2 separate regions of the Homo sapiens genome follow, and region 2 is linked to region 1. Evidence: chromatin contacts called from ENCODE Hi-C or POLR2A ChIA-PET data. All regions are on one chromosome and are shown on one strand. Each heading gives the region's core, a stretch centred on a gene start or an enhancer-like site at or near the end of the contact. The rest is flanking DNA. Distances are from core to core; before and after follow the strand shown. Region 1 overlaps GNG12 (G protein subunit gamma 12). Region 2 holds the start of GNG12 (G protein subunit gamma 12).

Region 1 (5,991 bases), core at 2,193-4,692:
TCCCTTCTTCTCAGCAATCAACTCATGAAGGCACGGAAGTGGCTTGTGCTGAGGAAGGCATTCGGAGGGAGCTATGGGGGCGGGGGAGGTGGTCACACCAGCTCTTCACCAAGGGATGGAGAAGTGCCCAGGAGCCTCCCTCATTCCTCTCCATCCCTGTGGTCTAAAATAAAATCTACCATCTAAAAAATACTGTTCTAAAAATAGGGAGTTTGGCTTAAATCCACCAGTTGGTGTTTTGATTTTTAAATTATGTGCAAAAAATTACGCTTAAGACCCAGAGAGTATTAGTAAGTAATTCAAGGAGGTTGCCATTTTATTTTGATTCCAAAGTTCTAAAACATTTATTCTCTCAGAGTCTAAGGAAAGGTGAAAAGAGACAACAGAAAGGGGGTAAAATGATGTAGAAGGCTTAAATTCCAGTTTGAAAGTGAAAGGCAGCTAAACATTCCTAAAGCAAATAATATACTTTAAAAGTGTGTGTTTTTTTTTTCTTTTTTGGTGGTGGAGGCCATGCTATAATTCACTCTAAATAAGTAGAAGAAAAACTGGTGAGTTTCAACTTAGTTACTCCTATCTTTCCTGATACCATTTTGGGATCCAACTTTTATGCACACAAAACTGCAAATAATTCCTAACATGCAGTTTTAAAAGCATAAAGAATCTTTTTGTTTGTTTGTTTTTGAGACGGACTCTTGCTCTGTTGCCCAGGCTGGAGTGCAATGGTGCGGTCTCAGCTCACTGCAACCTCTGCTTCCCGGGTTCAAGTGATTGTCCTGCCTCAATCTCCTGAGTAGCTGGGACTACAGGTGTGTGCCACCATGCCCAGCTAATTTTTATATTTTTAGTGGAGATGGGGTTTCACCATATTGGCCAGGCTGATCTCGAACTCCTGACCTCAAGTGATCTGCCCGCCTCAGCCTCTGGAAGTGCTGGGATTACAGGCGTGAGCCACCGCGCCTAGCCCATAAAAAATCTATTGAGTGTTCGATGGCCCAAGACTGTATCATCTTTGGAGTAAGAGTTTTAAAGCCTCCCTCATCAGACACCAATCATAACCAGAATGTATTTTCAGAAAGGTGTGCTATTACAGTATCTTGATTAATGAATATTAATTTTACATGAAATTGGGCTATTTTAAAAAAGCTTTCACTTAATGAGAGTGAGGTGGGCAAGTAGTGTTATAAGAAGCAAATATTAATGCTATCTGCTTCTGGACAGAAAGACTGAAGTACCTAAAAAGTCTGATTTTACATGTGAACTTTAGCAACACAATTTTCAGCTCATCTCTAAAGATTTGAACTTGTGTGTGGGTAGCATCATGTGTGGACCACAAAAGTCACCATCTCTCCTCCTCTTCCCGGAACAAACACCCACAAACTGATGGGGATGCTCTGAAGGTTAAACTGGATCTTCTAATTGTCCAGGAACGTATGCTATGCAAACAATGTTGGCTCCCTGTACCAAGGCAGAGCTATTGTGGGACTTGAGGCTGCTGGCTATGAGGAGAAGGATGGTGGGGCACAGTTCTATTCACTGGGGCAAAGTGGGAACCCAAAAGAGGGTGGCTGAAATGTTTTATTATCCTAATCTTCAGAGGACAAATAATTACAGAACATTCTATATCAGAACAAGAGACTGTTAGTCTGCATGAGGGGGCAGGGAGAGAAAGGCAGAGGGCAGAGATAAAGAACTTTCCTTTTTGTGGGGGCAGGGAAAGGAGAGAACCTAAAGGGTGGACTACAATTCACTTTTCGAAGGAGTTTTCTGTTTGTAATATGCTTCCTTTGAAGAGTGGAAGTTCTGGGCATTTGGAAGTTTGGTTACAGATCAAGAAAGAAATTCCTGGCTTTCCAGAGTTTGGTGGCTACCAATCAAAGGTCAATCAGATACAAAAATCAGAGTAGTCCTGAAACCATACCATAGGCTACTGGGAAGATGTAACATGCTTTATAAAAAAATAACAATAATCTCTTGCATGCATTTTTCTCTTCAGTGAAACACAGGGATATGAGTTCTTTAAAAGAAGTAGCAAGAAGGGCACAAAAAACAGAAATCGTGCTTGGGGGGATAAGAAGAGAGGGTGGAGGAAGAAGTGCAGCGTCTTTTGGGATGGCAGCTGTTTTATTCGCACCCTCTAAGAGTTCCTGAAATAATTAACATGCACTGCCATTCTTGTTTTTCCAGTGGTGATTTCATCTAGTCCCTACAGAAACTGAGAATTAAATGTCATGGTTTTGTGTTTTGGAAAGCAAAACTCTCCCCCAAACAAGGGAGTTCTGAATACTGCTGAGAGCATGTGAGATCTGAAAAGTCTGCAGAGTGCTAATCATTAACATGCTACTTTTGGAGGCAGGACTGCCCCTTTCTTTGCTATCACATTTCCTTCTATTTGATCCTGCCCTGTACTGGTTTACTTTCTGTTTCTCCCACTCATTACCACGCATTCTTCCATAACACATGTGAAGTCCAGAATAGCCTCTCCCTTTCGGTTGGCCAACTCAACACTTCCCTTACAAACTCTCCTTAAAAAAAAAAAAATCATCTCTGACTTATTTTCCAAGGACTTTCCCTCTTCCCACTCCCCTGGAGGGGAGGAGGTGGGGAACAACCAAACCCTCCATTTCTTCCTGAATAATGCAGGAGAATAAAGCAGAAGGTCTACAGACATTACTTATAGTAACCGCAAATAAAAAGGTGTCTAAGAAGAATAGTCTGCTAACTTAGTTTGGAGGGAGACAGATTTGGGTTCGCATCCTGCCTTTGTCATTTGCTCGTAGTGAGACTATGGATAGGTCGCTTAACCTTTCCCTAAACCTCTGTTTTTTTCACCTGCAAAATGGAACTTTACATTAGGGTAAAATTATTATTTTAAGATAACAGTATTAGGAGTTTTAATAATAAAAAAGCCCTTCCAAGGCTGTAAAGGGAATTAAATGAGACAAAGCATATGGAGTGCCTGGAACACAGTAAGCACTCAATAAATGTTTGCTGCTACTGATGATGATGTAAATCTTTTGAGGAGGAATGTCATCCTTTCCCCCACTGCATATATAGTAACACGGATTCAGTGCTTCTCAAAGCTAAAATACAGTACCAGGAGGAAGGGTCTGGGTACAACTGTTTGCTGATTGCTGCCCCCAGGAAGCACGTCTCAGAGGCAGCCTGCACGACAGAGCAAAGGGCTTATTTTAGGAGCCTCCAATCAGGACAGACTGGTTGATCTGGATGCCTCACCTGGCAAGGCAGCCTCAGCCACACGCCCATCTCCACAGGCTATCGGCATTCCCAGTGGGATGCACCACAGCCCCAGACTGAGAATTTTTATCCACAACTTGTTCCCCTCTCCTGATCTCCCTTCTCCCTTTTGGAGACCTCAAGGCTGGAGAGAAATGAAAAGCAACAGCTCTGCCTGACAAATAAGGTAAGGACTCTGCCTCTCAGGTGCTGAGTCACTGGTTAGGAACTGTCCCATCTACAGACTCTCCCAGAAATTTACACAAAAACACAAAGTTGGGCTCCAAACCTTGGGCACTCTCAGAAAGGCTATGATTCACCAGGGTGTGCTTCAGAACTGAAACTCTGGGTACAGAAGGTACCCACTGCCCAGCCTGCCAACAACCTATCTTCCTTTAAACAACAAAAACGGAGCAGAAAGAGGAAAAAAGCCTGAACCTTTCCTAATAAGGTAATACCACATGCCATTTGTAGTTTTGAATTGCTTGGCACGCCAGGATCATATGACATTCACCGCAGCTACTGCTTCATGCTTGTGTGAGGCTCTCCAGGAAAAATGAGAGAGTCTTTGGTGTGCCTCTGGGGGATTACAAACGAACAGGGAACATGTTCTCCCAGTGGAACCTCACATTTTCCTGATTAACCACACTTGCCTCACATCCCTCTTTCACACTGCTGCCTGCAGGCCTCTTGCTTTGTGGGCTCAGGCATTGTAAAAGTTCTCAGGTTGCTTTGTATGCAGGTTTTCTCTCTCCAACGAGGTGCACGCTTTTTGAGGGCAGAAACACTCCTTTATTTCTTTTGTTTCACCCTGCTATGCTCATCACAGCGTAATTCACCCAGCAGTTACTCAATAAATGCTTGATGACAGACTAGTGCTGAGAATTTTACAGATCAGTAGGTGATCATTTTATATCATTAGCCCCTAACTTACAAATCGGCAGGGTTTCAAAAGTTGGTTTCAAAGAAGGTATTTATGTAGCATATTTTCCCATAGAAACAGTGTTATAACTGGGGCTTAGGTTTCCAGGCCCTCTTATTTCTCAGAATATCCTATATCTACTTACATGCAGTCTTATTGAGCTCTCTCATTTGCCTCAGACTCACATTAGACTGCCAGTATATGTGCAGGATAAACTCTAGTTCTTTCAGTTACAGCAATGCTGACTTGCACAAATTTCCTTTCCCACTTATTAGTCGTATTTTCATATTTTATGACACTATATGTAGCAGCAGGTAATAAATTACTCATCATATACTTTAAAAATAACACTAACAGGTAAGGAGTTATTTTTGCTCCTCATTAAAAAAGATGCATGAACTTTTGTTTTTCCTTTTACATTAAAATATTTTTCACCAGTTTTTAACCTCAGTTATTATTTGGGCCACTCCAGACTTTCCCAACCATTTACACACATTCACCCCCTCACCCACCCACCCACGCATCCACTCATAGTCTACCAGGACTGCCCATTTACATGGATACACATACAGACACACACACACACACACACACACACACGTGCATATACACACACGTTTTAAAATGCATTCTGGGCCACTAAAAATATTTATTAGCCATTATAGAAATGAATGACATTAGTTTTCAAAGTAAAAGCTATAGTTGTTCAACAGAGAGGCAGAGTCTGTGAGCCACTTCTCACTACAGCATAGGGAGAATGTTTAATGGCACCTCTGGGAATAATATAGTATCTGAAGAAAAAAGCTTTCAATGGCTCAGGGGGCAGGACAGTCACCTTCAGTTGACTGTCCCACAGTTAGGGTCTCTGTACCCAGTCTCCTCCAGAGCCTCAAGAGTGGCAGCTCTGGGGAAACACTGTCCCCTGTCCAGGGTGGGGTCTTCAAACAGGTCAGGGTTGCTGTGTTTGGGGTCTTGAGTACAAAAGTACATGCACACAAATGTCGACTGGCGTACTGCTTCTGGGATACTTAGGTAACCTGAAAAGCCATACCTCGGCCCTTATTCCCATTCAATAGCATCCTGAAAAGAAATCTAAGTGATTTTCCAGCATGGCTTGTGAGACATCTCTTGTGTCTCTATGGCTGGTGGAAAGAGTTATCATGCAGATGCTCTAGAAGAGTCAAACCCAAACCATAAGCAAACAGAAACCTCTCTCAAGACTAATGTGCTGAACACGGGTACTGAATGAGGTGAGCCTCTCCCCATTTTCTGGAGTCCACAGCTGTCTTTCTAAGCTAAGTCGGCATTTAAGTGGCACAACAGAGATGCCAGGTTAATGGCTGTGAAGGATGACAAATATCAGTATGGTCGTATTACATCTGTCTTTCAGCAAGAGTTATTACCAAGACATAAGAAACTGCAGTCCCTTCCCTGCCCCATAGCACCTCATAGTTACTCAATGTGGCCCATCCTCAATTGATTACGCTGACCCTTTAATGAGAAGTTCTGATAACCATATGCTTGTTAGCAGGCCTTTTCTTTGATCAGCTCTTACAGGAAATCTAACGTATACTCCTTCACTCTCCCACCACTGGGAGAAATATAATTGAATCAATGCAGTAATTAAGTACCCCATATTCATCTTTCCTTGGCGTTTCAGGATGTTGCTCTGGTTCCAGGTCTCACTGGAGAGAAGAGGGCAGCTGTCCAGAAGTAGCAAGTATAAGAGACTGGTCTGAATGTACCAGGATCACAACAGACATTTTGAAAGTTTACTTTGTTTACTTTGTCTCTGAAAAATGCCAAGCATGTAGGAGTTTGGGGTTAACAGG
Region 2 (5,991 bases), core at 2,217-4,716, 84 kb after region 1:
GCTTTTTTTTTTTTTTTTTTTGAGACAGAGTTTTTGCTCTTGTTGCCCAGGCTGGAGTGCAATGGCACGATCTCGATTCACCGCAACCTCCGCCTCCTGGGTTCAAGTGATTCTCCTGCCTCAGCATCCCGAGTAGCTGGGACTTCAGGCATGCGCCATCACGCCTGGTTTATTTTGTATTTTTAGTAGAGATGGGGTTTCTCCATGTGGGTCAGGCTGGTCTTGAACTCCCGACCTCAGGTGATCCGCCCACCTTGGCCTCCCAAAGTGCTGGGATTATAGGTGTGAGCCACAGCGCCTGGCAAGATGAAGGCATTTAAAAAATTTTTTAGATTTTAGGAAATGAGTCAACAATGTGATGAGTAGATTTCCTGAATTAACTGAACACCCAATCTCATGAAAGTTTACAAATAAAACAACGACTCACAATCAGCCTAACACTTCTTATGGCTTATCTGTTGGCCTTGGACATCAGCACATGCAAAAGTAAATAACCGGATACCCTTGGGTCACATGTTTTCATACTTTGATTAAGAATTACACTTGGTTAAAGATGAATACTTCTGTTCCTGGCTTAATTTCTTACCTAGGGCTAATAAACACAACTATTTGAAATATAAATTCTCTTTAAATGTAAAGGATAATGCAATGTTTCTGACTGTCAAAATTACTATGCAACTGTAACTTTAGCACTAAAAGCATATTAAAACTATTAATCCTTTAATCATAATTATTCATATTGCTGTGGTAGAAACATCACACATACACACACACAAACACACACACACCAGTTACTTTCTGTAGAATTTGAAATTGCTCTATCTAGCATTTCCGGAAGGTTCAAGCTGCCACCCTGCAATTTATCCAGTAGCCTGCTGCTTGAACAAGCTAGATAAATATCTAATAATTTTGACCATGTACTGCGTGTTAAGTCCAGTTTAAGTGTTTTCCAAAGACAAAGTTTTCATATACTTTCTGTAAAGCCCTACAGATAGAGACCATTATTATCCCCATCTTATAAATCAGACTGAAAAAGGTTAAATAGCTAATATTTTCATCTAAGTCTGTCTGACTCCAAAGCCAACACCCCAAATCACTGTTAAACAAGCTTCTCTTCCAAGTTAGGGCTCAGAAAAATTTACTTGCTTTCACAACTTGCCTTCCTAGGTTAAGCTTAAGCTGACATAAAACTCCAAAACAAAGCAAAACACAATAAATCACATAATTCTAATTTTAAAAAAAACTAATTTGATATTGGCTAACCACTTCCTCAAGTTTTCTGACCATGAAGCCCTTTGCTCTCACACTTTAATAAACCACCGATATTCTCTAACAAGTGACAACACAAATCCACAAATCTAATTGTTAGAGAGCTTTCAAGTAAGACTGGAGCTTTCTGGACAGGAAATTTTTATAATTCTATTTTTTTCAGGCTCTTGTGAAACACAGATTCACATTTTCATATATTTCTACACAAATCTAAGTGCTGTGTGCCCTGTTGGGGGTTCGATATCTAGTAAATTACATGAGTTAAATACAGCAAAAATAGGACTGCATTATTTATAAGGTCTAACGACGCAGTAGACTTTTCAGCATTTTTTGGACTTAAACCAGGGCTTTACGGCGCTGGTTAACTATTAGAGAAGGCAAAGGGACTGAACATTTTATCTGAAAGTCCTTTTATCACTTAAGACTCTGTAAAATTTTTGATTACTTTAAAAATTGTGTGTGTGAATAACGTTAGTTTACTAGAAAAGGGGCTTGCTAGTATATATAATTTGGTTAAAAAAACAAAAACAAAACAAAACAGCTCCTTACTTGAATGTGATTGTTTTGGCAATAGTAAAATTCAATCCCGTCGTTCTAGCGCTGCCTGCCTTCCTGGTTCTCCTAGGTGAGGGCCGCCATCCTGCGATAATTTACTTCGAGAGCTGCGAAGCGCTGGCAAGGGTGCAGTCTGGTGACTAGCACTTTTAAAAACAAAGCCAAACTCCGCTTTTAAAATAGAGAAGGCACAGACGCAGACCCTGCCTCTGACGACATCCAAAAGATTCATTATACACAGCCTATTCAGGCGAAGCTACAACCGCCCCAGGAAATATAAACTGTGTCGGCAAAGACAGCAGGGGGGAGAGGAAGTAACTGATGGGAAGGAAGCTAATCATGTGAAGTTTGTCCAACTCCACACGGTCTAATAAATTCCCGTTTGTTTCCGCTGGGAGCAGCCATTAAACGCGCCCTGACACGTGGGCGCAGGAACCTCCCTTCTACCTCTGGTGTTCAGAGATTTCCTTCTCGACCCACTTGTTTGTATACAACCACGCCCGGCAGGATGACCACCAGATGACCGGCCGCAGCAATGCCTCCACTCAGTCCCAGTTGGGCAAAGTTTCACTCCACTGCGGCGACGTGAACAAGAATCACGGCTTCCTTATCGTGAGTTATGAATGATTTAAGCCAAGTTTACAGGACACACAAAGCGAGGGACGAGTGAGTGACGGGAGGTGCTAAGTGACAGCGTTTTAAAGTTAGCTTTAATTGATATGCCCTAATTAAAATGAAAAACAGAATTCACCCTGCCCCACGGGATAACTGTCGGGGCAATAATTAAAAAAAAAAAAATCACCCAAGACTAAGCCTCAACCTCCCCCTTACCACTTGCAAATACAGTCTGCAGAAAAGCAGCCTCGGGTCCCCACTCGGGGGTCCCTCGCGGGGTGCGTCATATGGGCTCTCCCCTCTGCGACCCGCTATTTCCCTGCTAGACCCCCAGCGCCCAGCGGATTCCAAGGCTGCGCTCCCGCCGGCTGGTCCCGGGAGGTAGAAAGTAGGCAGAGGGGCGTGGCGTCCCTGTCGCCCCCACATGCCAGCCCTCCTCCAACGCCTGACACCACCACAAGCCACGGCTGGGAACACTGGGGGCCTCCCAACCCGGCGCGGGGCGCACGGCCGCAGGCTGGCGAGGAGGCAAGCGAGCTCAAGGGGAGACCTTTCCTTCCACCCCCAGCCCTAGCCCCAGCCACAGCCGTGGGGGCGGCTTCCCGCAACCTCGGGCGGCCGCCCGTCGAGGGCGCGCGCGCCGTTTCTGCCTCTGGGTCTCGGTGTCCCTTGGCCCCTTCCTCCCCCTCCCCCCGGTCTCCGGCGCCCAGCGCCCAGACCAGTCCCCGCCCTCCAGCAGGACACTCTTCCCTCCTTCCTTCCTTCCTCCGCTCCCTCCCTCCATCTCGCTTCCCAGCACCCGGGACTCGGAGGCGGCCCCCGAACTCGCTGGCCGACGCCCCGCGCCGCGCCCCGACCCCGCGGGGACCCGACTCACCACCCGCGCCCGCCGCTTGGTACTCACCCGCCTGCCGGTGCGCTGCCCCGCCGTCGCCGCCGGGACTCGGTCTCTAAGGGCTCCTGGAGACGGCTCCGACCTCTCCTCCTCCTCCTCCTCTTGCTCCTCCGGGCGCCGGCTCCGCCTCGCTGGGGTGGGCGGGGCGGCGGCGGCCCCGGGCTCCTTCCTCCGCGCCGGGCCCTGCCTCCCGCCCGGACGCCCTGGCTGTGCTGTCCCGGGCCGGGGAGCCCGCGTTGTGGCCCCGCAGGAGGAGGGGCGAGGCCTGGCCTGTGGAAGCTCGGTGGACGTCTGGTCGTCTTTGGCCATCCCCCTTCCTCTAATTCTCATGGAGGACCTGAAGTTCTAGGACTTGAGGGCCCCCACTCTACGACCCGCCCCCGCGCGGGGCCGCCCTGACTCCTCGCAAGTTTCCTTCGCGTGCGAACGCCTCGCTTGCCCCTGTGCCAGCGGTCCCCAGGGCTGTGAGGATGAGCGCTGCCAAACCCCTACACGAAAGTTTGGTTCTGTTCCAGAAACTATGGAGGAAAACACGCATAGTAACATTTAAAGGGCCCTGGGGCCACGGAGAGAAGTTTCCCAGAAAGTGGAGGTATAACTGCGGATTATAGAATTTGTAGTACATCCACCCACCATGAGCTTCCCGTCCATCTGCCCCGACCCCCTGAAATTTGTTTCCGAATGTCCAGTACCTGGCAGAGTTCTGCCTAATGAATTAATGGGATTTGGTTGGTCTTTTCTGGAAGGGTTCAAGGTCGGGTAAATGGAGGAGCCATTTCCGCTTCCACAGATTTTGTACTATTCCTTTGGCCATTCGACAGACATTACCAAGCACCCGCTGTGTACCAACTGCGATGCTAAAGGTGATGGGAGAGGTACAAAGATGAATCAGACAAGGGGCTTGCCTTCTTGGAGTCCAGAAAGAGTAAAGAAGCTGGATGTTCAGAAAACCACTCAGCGGACTTCTAGAGTATTCCTAGGTAGCCGCTTTCTTGTTTGACAGGGTGGAGAGAAAAGAGGTGAGGCCAAAGTAGGTCACTTAGAACCAGTGTGGGCAGAGTCCACACTTGAAATGGAGTCTGAAAGCATTGGTGAGGGATGTCTGTGTATTGAGTTTCACCAACTGAGGACAAGTGGGCCCTGGGGAATCTGGGAACTAGGGACTGCAGTCAGGGCATTATATTCCCTCTTGCTTTCCTTCTGACCCCTAAGCAAGTTTCAGGTTTAGTGAAATCATTTGCACATGTAGAAGAGGTGTCACAGGTAGAGTAGGTGTATGAATGCATGCCTTGCCCCAGGAGTGTGGTCTTAGCAAGCTGCGGATGGCGGTGGTTTGTGGGATGCAAGCCACAGACTGCCAGAGGGGTCTTTATTTCCTGTTCTGTTCAGCATTAGGAAATGCTTGACTGATTCACAAGTACTAACAGTTCAAATGATACACCTGAAACAGAACAGCTTGACACCACAGGGACTGAGAGGGTGGCATACTGGAGTTTGTATTTTTTGGCCACAGACCACAGAATAGACTCCTCTAAGCTATGCTACTAATTTTCCTTCCTGGGACACTTTATAGTTTAATAAGTGCTTTCATGTACTTACTCTTACTTTTCTCTCATTAGTCTCTTGAAAAAACCTGGAAGCTGGAACACCACATATTGCCACCAGTAACTTAAGCGGCTTGTCGAAGGTTTTTCTAGTTGAGTGCTGTTCAAAGTGTGGTTCATGGAATAGTGACAGTCTGCAAACCGTTACCCATCTACAAAGGGATGAGCATAGAAATTGAAGATGAGCATGTAGAAACTTACAGCAATTTGACAGAGTAATTTTATGTCTGTTAAATCGTTTAAAATGCAGCTTTGTATTTTATGTCTATTTCATTTTTCTTTTATGTGGAAAGGCATCAGCCTGCAACAGATTGAAAATAAAATATCACAGATAGTTTGAGAAGCACTGATCGAGATAGTATTAGGTTAGTACAGAAGTTATTACCGCAATTACTTTTGCATCAACCTAATAGCAAGGCAGGAATGATAAGAGCTAATACTTAACCAGCACTTTCTGCGTAGCAGATGTTGCTTTAAGTGCTTTACATATATTAAACCTTTTAATCCTCCTAACAACCTAAGGACGTAGTCACAGGAAGGTTAGGTCTTACAGAGCAAAACTGGCAGAGCCAGGATTCAAACCTTGGCTGGCTGACCCAATACTTTGTGCTTTTATCGATGCCCTTGATCCAGTGTCCTTTCTACTCTGCTGATGTTTCCCAAACTTAAAGGATTCACATTCCATTTTCATACAACTGTAATTCCTATTTTTTATTTATATTTCTTATTGACTCACTTTTGTTATTTTGTACATATATTACCCTGGCAGTTAGTAACTCCAAGCATGTAATCATGGGTTTGAAAAGCAAGCATCAATCTTCTACTCTAGTTTATATTAAAGTACATGCCTAATTCCAGCACTTGCTGCCAGTGCTTGGCCATACCCCCTCCAGTCCTTTTCCAGTTTCGTGCACACTGGTTCCAGGCGTGCTTTCATTCCCTCCTGCCAGCACCCACATCATATTCTCAGAGTACCAGCTCCAGCTGCAGGATTTGCTTTGCCTGGGCACAGGGCAGCTGGAAATGTGTAGAATTAATGTCCTCCACCTCCAT

Evidence for each region. Hi-C counts contacts between places; a loop is a spot of excess contacts on that map. ChIA-PET counts read pairs that join two places held with the same protein, here RNA polymerase II (POLR2A). Pooled maps may share reads with other maps.
Region 2: a pooled map shows a loop between it and region 1 (2.2-fold over the local background). The contact joins the promoter of GNG12 here to the enhancer-like site in region 1. A Hi-C loop is called at or near these places in 59 of 168 maps with a recorded cell type or tissue (A673, Caco-2, Calu3 and 34 more), 15 of 37 single-sample maps with no recorded cell type and 41 of 50 pooled maps. POLR2A ChIA-PET finds 5 or more read pairs at or near these places in 15 of 52 experiments (A549, A673, AG04450 and 12 more).

The regions. Positions count from the first base shown.
Region 1 is chr1:67,746,454-67,752,444 of GRCh38, forward strand. The region is part of intron 2 of GNG12 (G protein subunit gamma 12); the gene reads right to left. Among named protein-coding and RNA genes, the nearest start is that of GADD45A, 64 kb to the left of the region's middle. RefSeq lists an enhancer at 1-279. Within about 2 kb of position 3,443, at least 24 of the 41 ENCODE cell types and tissues checked have a DNase peak (open chromatin) inside an H3K27ac peak, as active enhancers do; they include A673, IMR-90, PC-3 and 11 more, where a contact is called at or near this core.
Region 2 is chr1:67,830,001-67,835,991 of GRCh38, forward strand. It overlaps GNG12 (G protein subunit gamma 12), which reads right to left and starts at 3,467. Exons shown (of 4, transcript NM_018841.6): 1 at 3,344-3,467. It overlaps GNG12-AS1 (GNG12, DIRAS3 and WLS antisense RNA 1), which reads left to right and starts at 2,288. Exons shown (of 10, transcript NR_040077.1): 1 at 2,288-2,436.